2 separate regions of the Homo sapiens genome follow, and region 1 is linked to region 2. A link is an interaction called in ENCODE POLR2A ChIA-PET data of the cell type or tissue named here. Cell type or tissue: A673. All regions are shown on one strand. Each heading gives the region's core, and the rest is flanking DNA. Links, peaks and the distances in the headings are about the cores only. Region 1 overlaps PIP5K1C (phosphatidylinositol-4-phosphate 5-kinase type 1 gamma). Region 2 overlaps CELF5 (CUGBP Elav-like family member 5).

What was found. Peaks named below come from ENCODE experiments on the same cell type or tissue, not always from the same donor. Only the 100,000 strongest peaks of a DNase experiment are listed, where the experiment ranks them.
Region 1: POLR2A ChIA-PET joins it to region 2 with 7 read pairs; 2 of 35 experiments call an interaction of 5 or more read pairs at or near these places.

The regions. Positions count from the first base shown.
Region 1 is chr19:3,653,417-3,657,793 of GRCh38, forward strand. PIP5K1C (phosphatidylinositol-4-phosphate 5-kinase type 1 gamma) reads right to left here. Exons shown (of 18, transcript NM_012398.3): 6 at 2,989-3,141; 7 at 1-173. Among named protein-coding and RNA genes, the nearest start is that of CACTIN, 29 kb to the left of the region's middle. RefSeq lists silencers at 2,691-2,800, 2,821-2,870. In A673, for the core only: a CTCF peak has its summit at 896; a DNase peak (open chromatin) is centred at 2,505; H3K27ac peaks cover 1,289 bases.
Region 2 is chr19:3,289,252-3,293,628 of GRCh38, forward strand. CELF5 (CUGBP Elav-like family member 5) reads left to right here. Exons shown (of 13, transcript NM_021938.4): 11 at 980-1,123; 12 at 4,068-4,235. The coding sequence ends at 4,195. Among named protein-coding and RNA genes, the nearest start is that of CELF5, 67 kb to the left of the region's middle. In A673, for the core only: no CTCF peak of the experiment used is centred there; no DNase peak of the experiment used is centred there.

The DNA.
Region 1 (4,377 bases), core at 164-4,163, 360 kb after region 2:
TTGCTGGCGCGCCGCTTGTAGGTGGAGCCCTTGAGGTCGAACTTGAGGTGCATCTTGACCACGCGGGGCAGGATGTTGTTCATGACCACGACGCGGATGTTCTTGCCCCCCGACTGCACGCAGTACAGCCCATAGAACTTGGGCAGCAGCGTCCGCGGGTTCTGGTTGAGGTTCTGCCGGGGGAAGAGGGCAAGTCGTGGAGGGCGGCTGGGCCACAGACTCACGGGGGCGGGCAAAGCAGGCCTCTGCCTCAGGGGGCTCATGGATGCCCCTGGCCAGCCCCCCTCTCTCCCCAGAAGCCCTCGGGGACCCCGTTCCTATGCAGGCACCCAGCTGGCCTTCCCACGGCACCCTGACTCTCATGGGCCACAACTGTGAGCTCCAGGAGGGTCTGTTTCTACAGAGCCAGGCCCCAAGGCAGGCGCTTCTGTTCCAGCAGAAGCTTCCACACTCCCTGCCTGCCCACAGACATCGCCCTGGCTGGGCTCGCCTGTTGGGAGGTCTGGAGGCCGGAAACGCAATGCTGTATCCTAAAATACATACATGTATGTATATGCACACACAAACACATACACACACACGCACACACACATGTATTTTCTTGAGACAGGGTCTCGCTCTGTCGCCCAGGCTGGAGTGCAACGGTGCGATCACAGCTCACTGCAGCCTCCACCTCCAGGGCTCAAACCATCCTCCCACCTCAGCCTCCGAAAGTGCCAGGACTCCAGGCGTGAGCCCAGCCTCTATGTTGGTTATGCTTTGCCTGTGTTGAACTGATCAACTCAGACTTTCACTCCAAATCTGGGTCCCCAGGCGCAGTGACGAGTCTGGGTCCTGCTGTACCCTGTAGACCCCAAGCAGGCACTGGGTGACTCAGGGGCACCCAAGTGAAGCAACAGCGCCCCCTGCCCAGAGCCTCTCAATGACGAACCCAGTGGGAAGCTGCCCAGGTGTCGGGGCTGAGACAGACCCACAGGGAGAGGAGTGAGGGGCGCGGACTCAGGCACCAGCCTGGGCAGGCTAGGTGAACTCCAGCCCCTGGGCCGAATCCGGCCACCACCTATTTTTGTAGGGCTGTGAGCTAAGAATGGTTTTTCCATTTTTAAAAAGTGGAAAGGGCCCAGTGCGATGGCTCATGCCTGTAATCCTAGCACTGTGGGAGGCCGAGGCGGGCGGATCACCTGAGGTCAGGAGTTTGAGACCAGCCTGGCCAACATGGTGAAACCCCGTCTCTATTAAAAATAAAAATTAGCTGGGAGTGGTGGCGCATGCCTGTAATCCCAGCTGCTTGGGAGGCTGAGGCAGGAGAATCACTTGAACCTAGGAGATGGAGGTTGCAGTGAGCCGAGATTGTGCCATTGCATTCCAGCCTGGGCAACAGAGCCAGACTCCATCTCAAAAGAAAAAAAAAAAAAAAGGCCAAGCACAGTGGCTCACATCTATAATCCTAGCACTTTGGGAGGCCAAGGCAGGCAGATCATGAAGTCAGGAGACCAGCTTGACCAACACGGTGAAACCCCATCTCTACTAAAAATACAAAAATTAGCCAGGCGTGGTGGTAGGTGCCTGGAATCACAACTACTCAGGAGGCTGAGGCAGCAGAATCGCTTGAACCCAGGAGGCGGAGCTTGCAGTAAGCCAAGATCACGCCAATGCACTCCAGCCTGGGTGACAGAGCGAGACTCCATCTCAAAAAAAAAAAAAAAAAAAAAAATGAAGAGGCCAGGCGCGGTGGCTCACGCCTATAATTCCAACACTCCAGGAGGCCGAGACAGGCAGATCACGACATCAGGAAATCGAGACCATCCTGGCTAACACGGTGAAACCATGTCTCTACTAAAAATATAAAAAAATAGCCAGGCGTGGTGGCGGGCGCCTGTAGTCCCAGCTACTCGGGAGGCTGAGGCAGGAGAATGGCTTGAACCCAGGAGGGGGAGGCTGCAGTGAGCCAAGATGGCACCACTGCACTCCAGCCTGGGTGACAGAGCGAGACTCCGTCTCAAAACATAAATAAATAAATAAAAAAGTGGAGAAATAGAAAATAGTCTTTGATGACACGTGAAAGTGATATGGAATTCGCATTTCTTGGTCCATAAATAATGCGTATGGGCACATGGCCGCGCCCATCCATTCTCATGTGGTCACAGCAGCTCGCTGCCATCCAGGCAGAGCTCAGTCCTGGAGACACAGCACACTGGCTCGCAGAGCCAAAAACACTCTCTCTGGGCCTTTAAAGACTGAGTTTGCTGAGCCTGATCTAAGGAGCCCGGGCCCCTCGCTAAGCATCACAGAGAGTGGATGGAGGAGGCCTCAAGGGAAACTGAGTCACAGGCTGTGCTGTGCTGCCCAGGGCCGGGCAGCAGCTTGGGCCTGGCAACATGGAAGGCGCCCACCTCGTCTGGGCGAGTACCGGAATCCCAGGCCCAGGAACACTGTGGCAGCCGCCGGCTCCTACTCCTACTCCCCCCTCCCGGGGCCTGACGCACCCTTTCTGTGAGTCATGCGGGATGAGGGGTGGGCCGGATGGAGCTGCCTCACGCCTGCCTGAGCAGCTGGTCTTTTGTGGGGTACCATCTGGTGGCCCATCCCCCTCCTCTCTGGAACCCTCTGAGTCACCCTTGGGCCCCTTGGGCCTCCGTGGCAGCTGACAGACGCTGCCCGCAGGCTGCTGGTTCTGGGGCCCACGGCTCATAGGGGGTGTTGGCAAGGTGGGGATGGGGAGCCAGGCAGGGGCCGGTGCCCACCCAGCCCTGCCCGGGGACGGCCCCCAAGGCGTGTGGCCACAGGAGGAAGAGAGGGCGGCTCCTGAACACTGGTGCTGGTGAAGCCTGACGGGGGACCCCCGAGGGTGAGTCCCCGGGACCCAAGATGCCTCTCACCACGCCCCAAGGATGCCTGCTTGCCCAAGCCTTGCAGACATCTGCTCCCGCCAGCCGGGAGAAGGGGGTTGACCGAGGAGCCATCTGCCCCGCAGGGCGGGCCACGCACCATGTAGTAGCCAGGGAGCAGCTTCTGCAGGAACTCGGCCTCCTTGTGCATGACGGTCTTGATGATGAACTCGTCGTCGCTGGTGACGTAGAAGAGGGAGCCACTGGCGCCCGGGTTGGACAGCTCGATCAGCGGCTCATTGCACAGGGAGTACTGGAAGCAGAGGAGGCGGGTCAGCGGGCCCCAAGCTGCCGGACACACAGACAGCACTGGCTTCCGGTCTGCCCAACAGCCCCAGGAACTGATGACGGGTCGCTGCATTTTACAGATGCGGAAAGAGAGGCTCAGAGAGGGCGAGAGACTTGCCTGAGGCTAGCCAGCAAGGACTGGAGCCTGAGGCCGAGCTGACTCTGCAGCCCGAGGGCTGGTCTGCTAGGGCGCACTCCCCAGGCTGCCTGCTGCTCTCCTTAGGAGCGGACACCTGATCGCACCGGGGTGCTGACGCGCGTGGCTAAAAGGTGCTCCCAGCACCCCTGAAGCTGGGTGGGGCCACAACGCCAGCTCTGCCCCATGAGTCATAAGCAGAAGCTGTCAGGTGGAACTCAGGGAAGGCTCCACAGATGGGCGACAGGCAGCTGGCATACCTGCGTATTTGCCCTTCTCTCCTTCCCACCTATTTCCCTCCTGAGATGCTGATGTGATGGCTGGAACCTCAGCAGCCACACTGGACTAGAAGGTAAGCTCTGGGATGGAAGCTGCATCTCTGATGGGCAGGCCCCACTCTGGCCCCTGGCACCCCACAGTCCAAGCCCTTCCTCCCCACTTCTCTGCCCCTTTTTCTCAGCCCCTGCTGTTTGTTTCATGATGTGCTCGCTGTCTCTCTGCCCCCACGCCCTCTCCTGGACATTAGGCAGAAGGTCCGTGCAGGTGGAAGTTTTTTTGTGTCACTGACTCGACAGGTGCTCGATTTGCTAAGGACTAGAATGAAGATGAGACCCACGGGTGCTACCCTGCGTCTTCCGGGTATGGAACCAATGAAGTGTGCATGGGGCTAAGGCCATCTGTGTCACGCCCTTTAAAATCCTAACTGGTCGCCATTGGTGTACACGGATGAGGTCAGAGCCAGCTCCCCATCAGCGGAGCAAGCCAGGCCCCCCAGGGTCAACGCTGGGTCCGTATCTGCTGGACGACAGAAGGGTGGTCTCCGAGTGCTGCGTGCCGCCTCCAATGCTGCTGTGATAAACAGGTGGGGGGTGTCCACGAGAGTCAGGAGTGGTGGCGAGCAGAAGCGAGGGGAGGCCAGGCACGGCGGCTCACCCAGCACTCTGTAATCCCAACACCTTGGGAGGCTGAGGAGGATCATTTGAGCCCAGGAGTTCAAGACCAGCCTGGGCAACAGAGCGAGGCCTCATCTGTACTAAAAAAAAAAAAGAAAGAAAACAAAAACAG
Region 2 (4,377 bases), core at 246-4,245:
ATAATAAAAAAAATTTTTTTTTGGCTAGACGCAGTGGCTCACCCCTGTAATCCCATCACCTTGGGAGTCTGAGGAAGGAGGATCGGTTGAGCCCAGGAGTTCCAGATTAGCCTGGGCAACATAGCGAAACCTCTACAAAAATTAGCCAGGCTGGGTGCAATGGCTCACGCCTGTAATCCCAGCACTTTGGGAGGCCAAGGCGGGCAGATCACTTGAGGTCAGGAGTTTGAGCCCAGCCTGGCCAACATGGTGAAACCCCATCTGTACTAAAAATACAAAAATTATCCGGGCTTGGTGGTGGGCACCTGTAGTCCCAGCTACTTGGGAGGCTGAGGCAGGAGAATTGCTTGAATCCAGGAGGCAGAGGTTGCAGTGAGCCGAGATCGCACCACTGCACTCCAGCCTGGGCGACAGAGCGAGACTCCATCTCAAAAAAAAAAAAAAAAAAAAAAAAAAAAAAAAAATTAGCAACGCATGGTGGCTGAACACCAGAGTTTTACAAATGAGTTTTATTTTAGAGACATTATTATTATTATTATTGCAAAGATATTACCAAGTTTCCTTATTCTCCACACCCAGCTCATCTGACTTTTGTAAATGATCCAGAGTTTGAAGTTTAGGGAGGGATTTTCTGGAGGGTGGCCTTCCTCGGGGTTTTCAGGTATCTGGGGTCAGAGATTGAGGGTTGATCTGGGCTTTGGGGAGCAGGGGATCCCCTGGGTCTTGTCAGTTATCTGGAGTCTGAGGACCATTTTGGTGCGGAGTAGCCCCGTGTGAGATCGTACAGTGCAGGCAAGGGGTGGGTGTGTCCCGTCTCCCTCCCCAGCCCGTGGCCAGGCCCCTTCTTTCTGGGTGTCTGAGGCACCCCTCTCCCGACAGCTGGAGAAGCCAGATGCGGGCTCCAGACCTGTGCCCCTCCCCCGGGGGGGTTCGCCTCCTCTCCTTGGGGGCTTTATGTCTTTCTCTCCCCCACCTGCAGGTCCCGAGGGCTGTAACCTGTTTATCTACCACCTCCCCCAGGAGTTTGGAGACACGGAGCTGACGCAGATGTTCCTACCCTTCGGCAATATCATTTCCTCCAAGGTGTTTATGGATCGAGCTACCAACCAGAGCAAGTGTTTCGGTGAGTGGCCGCCGACGCCACCCCTCCCCATCCACCTCCCTCGCCTGCCCCCTGACAGGGAATGGGAGGGTTTTGGTCGGCCTCGGGACAGGGCTGTGCTGAAATAATCACAATCAGAACCAGCCTGTGGCCGGGCACAGTGGATCACGCCTGTGATCCCAGCACTTTGTTTGTTTTGGTTTGGGTTTCTTTTTTTTTTTTTTTTTTGAGACAGAGTCTCGCTCTGTCGCCCAGGCTGGAGTGCAGTGGTGCAATCTCGGCTCACTGCAAGCTCTGCGTCCCGGGTTCACGCCATTCTCCTGCCTCAGCCTCCTAAGTAGCTGGGACTACAGGCGCCCGCCACCACACCCAGCTAATTTTTTTTTTTTTTTTAAGTAGAGACGGGGTTTCACAGTGTTAGCCAGGAAGGTCTCCATCTCCTGACCTCGTGATCTGCCCGCCTCGGCCTCCCAAAGTGCTGGGATTACAGGCATGATCCACTGCGCCTGGCCAATCCCAGCACTTTGAGAGGCTGAGGTGGGCGGATTGCTTGAGTCCAGGAGTTCAAGACCAGCCTGGGTAACATAATGAGACCCCGTGTTTACAAAAGACAACCTTTTTAATTAGCTGAGCTTAGTGGCGTGTGCCTGTAGTCCCAACTACTCAGGAGGCTGAGGTGTGAGGACCCCTTGAACCCAGGAGTTCAAGACCAGCCTGGGCAACATAGCAAGACCCCATTTCTACAAAAAATACAAAAAAAAAATTAGCCAGGCTTGGTGGTGCACACTGGTAGTCTCAGCTACTTGGGAGATGGAGGTGGGACGATCCCTTGAGTCCGTGAGGTCGAGGCTGCAGTGAGCTATGATCACACCACTGCATTCCAGCCCAGACAACACAGCAAGACCCTGTCTCATACAAAAAAACAAAAATGGCCAGGCGCAGTGGCTCACACCTGTAGTCCCAGACCTTTGGGAGGCTGAGGTGGGTGGTTCACGAGGTCAGAAGATCGAGACATCCTGGCTAACACAGTGAAACCCCCATCTCTACTAAAAATACAAAAAAATTAGCCGGGCATGGTGGTGGGTGCCTGTAATCCCAGCTACTTAGGAGATTGCAGCAGGAGAATCACTAGAACCCAGGAGGTGGAGGTGGAGGTTGCAGTGAGCCGAGATCGTGCCATTGTACTCCAGCCTGGGCAATAAAGCAAGACTCCGACTCAAAAAAAAAAAAAAAAAAGAACTGAGGCCTGAATGAGGAGCACCAGGCATGGGAAATCTGGGGGAAGAGTGTCCCAGGCAGAGGGAACAGCCCATGCAAAGACCCCGAGGCAGGACGGCGCCTGACATGTTGGAGGAGCAGTGAGGAGGCCCATGTGGCTGGAGCAGAGTGAGGAGGGGGAGAGAGGGAGGAGGGGGAACATGGAGAGGGGACAGGGGAGGGTGACCAGGGCCTTGTGAGCCTCAGGGAGGACTTCCTTGTACCCAAAGACAGAGGACATTAAGGCTCTGAAAAGGGCTGCAATTTGTCCAAAGTCACACAGCAGGAAAGAGGTAGAAGAACCTGGAGTAGAACCAGACTCTTTTTTTTTGTTTTGTTTTTTGGCTTTTTTTGAGGCAGAGCTTCACTCTTGTTGCCCAGGCTGGAGTGCAATTGCACGATCTCAGCTCACCGCAATCTCTGCCTCTTGGGTTCAAGTGATTCTCCTGACTCAGCATCCCGAGTAGCTGGGATTACAGGCACCCGCCATCACGTCTGGCTAATTTTTGTATTTTTAGTAGAAATGGGGTTTCACCATGTTGGCCAGGCTGGTCCCAAACTCCCGACCTCAGGTGATCCACCCGCCTCGGCCTCCCAAAGTGCTGGAATTACAGACGTGAACCACCACACCCGGCCAAAGACCAGACTGTTAACCTCACACTGTCCTGTTTAAAGGGTCAGCCCTTGACTTTGTTTTTTTTTTTTTTTTTGAAATGGAGTCTTGTGCCATCAGTGCGATCTCGGCTCACTGCAAGCTCCATCTCCCAGGCTCAAGCGATTCTCCTGCCTCAGCCTCCTGAGTAGCTGGGATTACGGGTGGACACTACCATGCGTAGCTAATTTTTGTATTTTTAGTAGAGACGGGGTTTGACCATGTTGGCCAGGCTGGTCTCAAACTCCTGACCTCAGGTGATCTGCCCGTCTTGGCCTCCCAAGGTGCTGGGATTACAGGCGTGAGCCACCACGCCTGGCCATGGGGTGGAGTATTTCTGATGGCCTCTGGACAGAGACTGGAGCAGAGGTACTGACAGAGATGGAGAGAAAGAGACAGAGATGAGACAGAAGGAGAGGGAGAGGAAGAAAAGACTCAAGCTAGAGAACGAGAGAAAGAGGGGAGGGGAGAGAAACAGAGACAGTTAGCTGGGCATGGTGGTATGGGCCTGTGGTCCCAGCTACTCAGGAGGCTGAGGCAGGAGCATCTCTTGAGCCAAGGAGGTCGAGGCTGCAGTGAGCTGAGATTGCGCCACTGCACTCCAGCCTGGGTGACAGAGTGAGATCCTGTCCCCACTCCCTTCTGCAAAAAAAAGAGAGAGACAAAGTTGTGGACACACAGTCAGCTGGAGACACAGATCCTGGCTGGACAGAGGGCTTGGAAGGAGGCAGGCATCCTCCTGAGGGAAGGTGGGGAAAAGGTGGCCCTCCAGGACCCTCGGAAGCCCCACCTGGCCCCTATACCAGCTGGGAAGTCTCAGCACAGCCGACCCCAAGATAAGGAGTGAGTGCCCCATCCTCAGAGGTATACAAGTCCAGAGGTGTCAGAACAAAGCCAGGGCTGCTGTGTGTCCTCCACCACAAACACCCTGGCCTGTGCAGGTGTGCACGCAGGCCTGCTCAGGACCCCGTGAGCCGGGAAGCCAGGGCCACAGCATAGGAACAAGCCGAGGACACCCGCAGCGCCAACCACGGAGGTCCACCCTGGTTTCTGCAGGCTTCGTGAGCTTTGATAACCCGGCCAGCGCCCAGGCAGCCATCCAGGCCATGAACGGCTTCCAGATCGGCATGAAGAGGCTCAAAGTCCAGCTGAAGCGGCCCAAAGACCCGGGACACCCCTACTGACCGCGCCCACAGCCGCCCTGAGGCTGTAGGCATGGCCCAGGTGAGCCGCCAGGCGGCCCCACCCCCGCCCAAGCCCCCCGTCTTGTCTGAAACCCCCTCCCGCGGCCCACTTCATGCTCCAAACCCTCCCCAGGTGGGGTGATGCTTCAAGAGGCTACAAGAAACCTCCGGGTTGGGTTGGC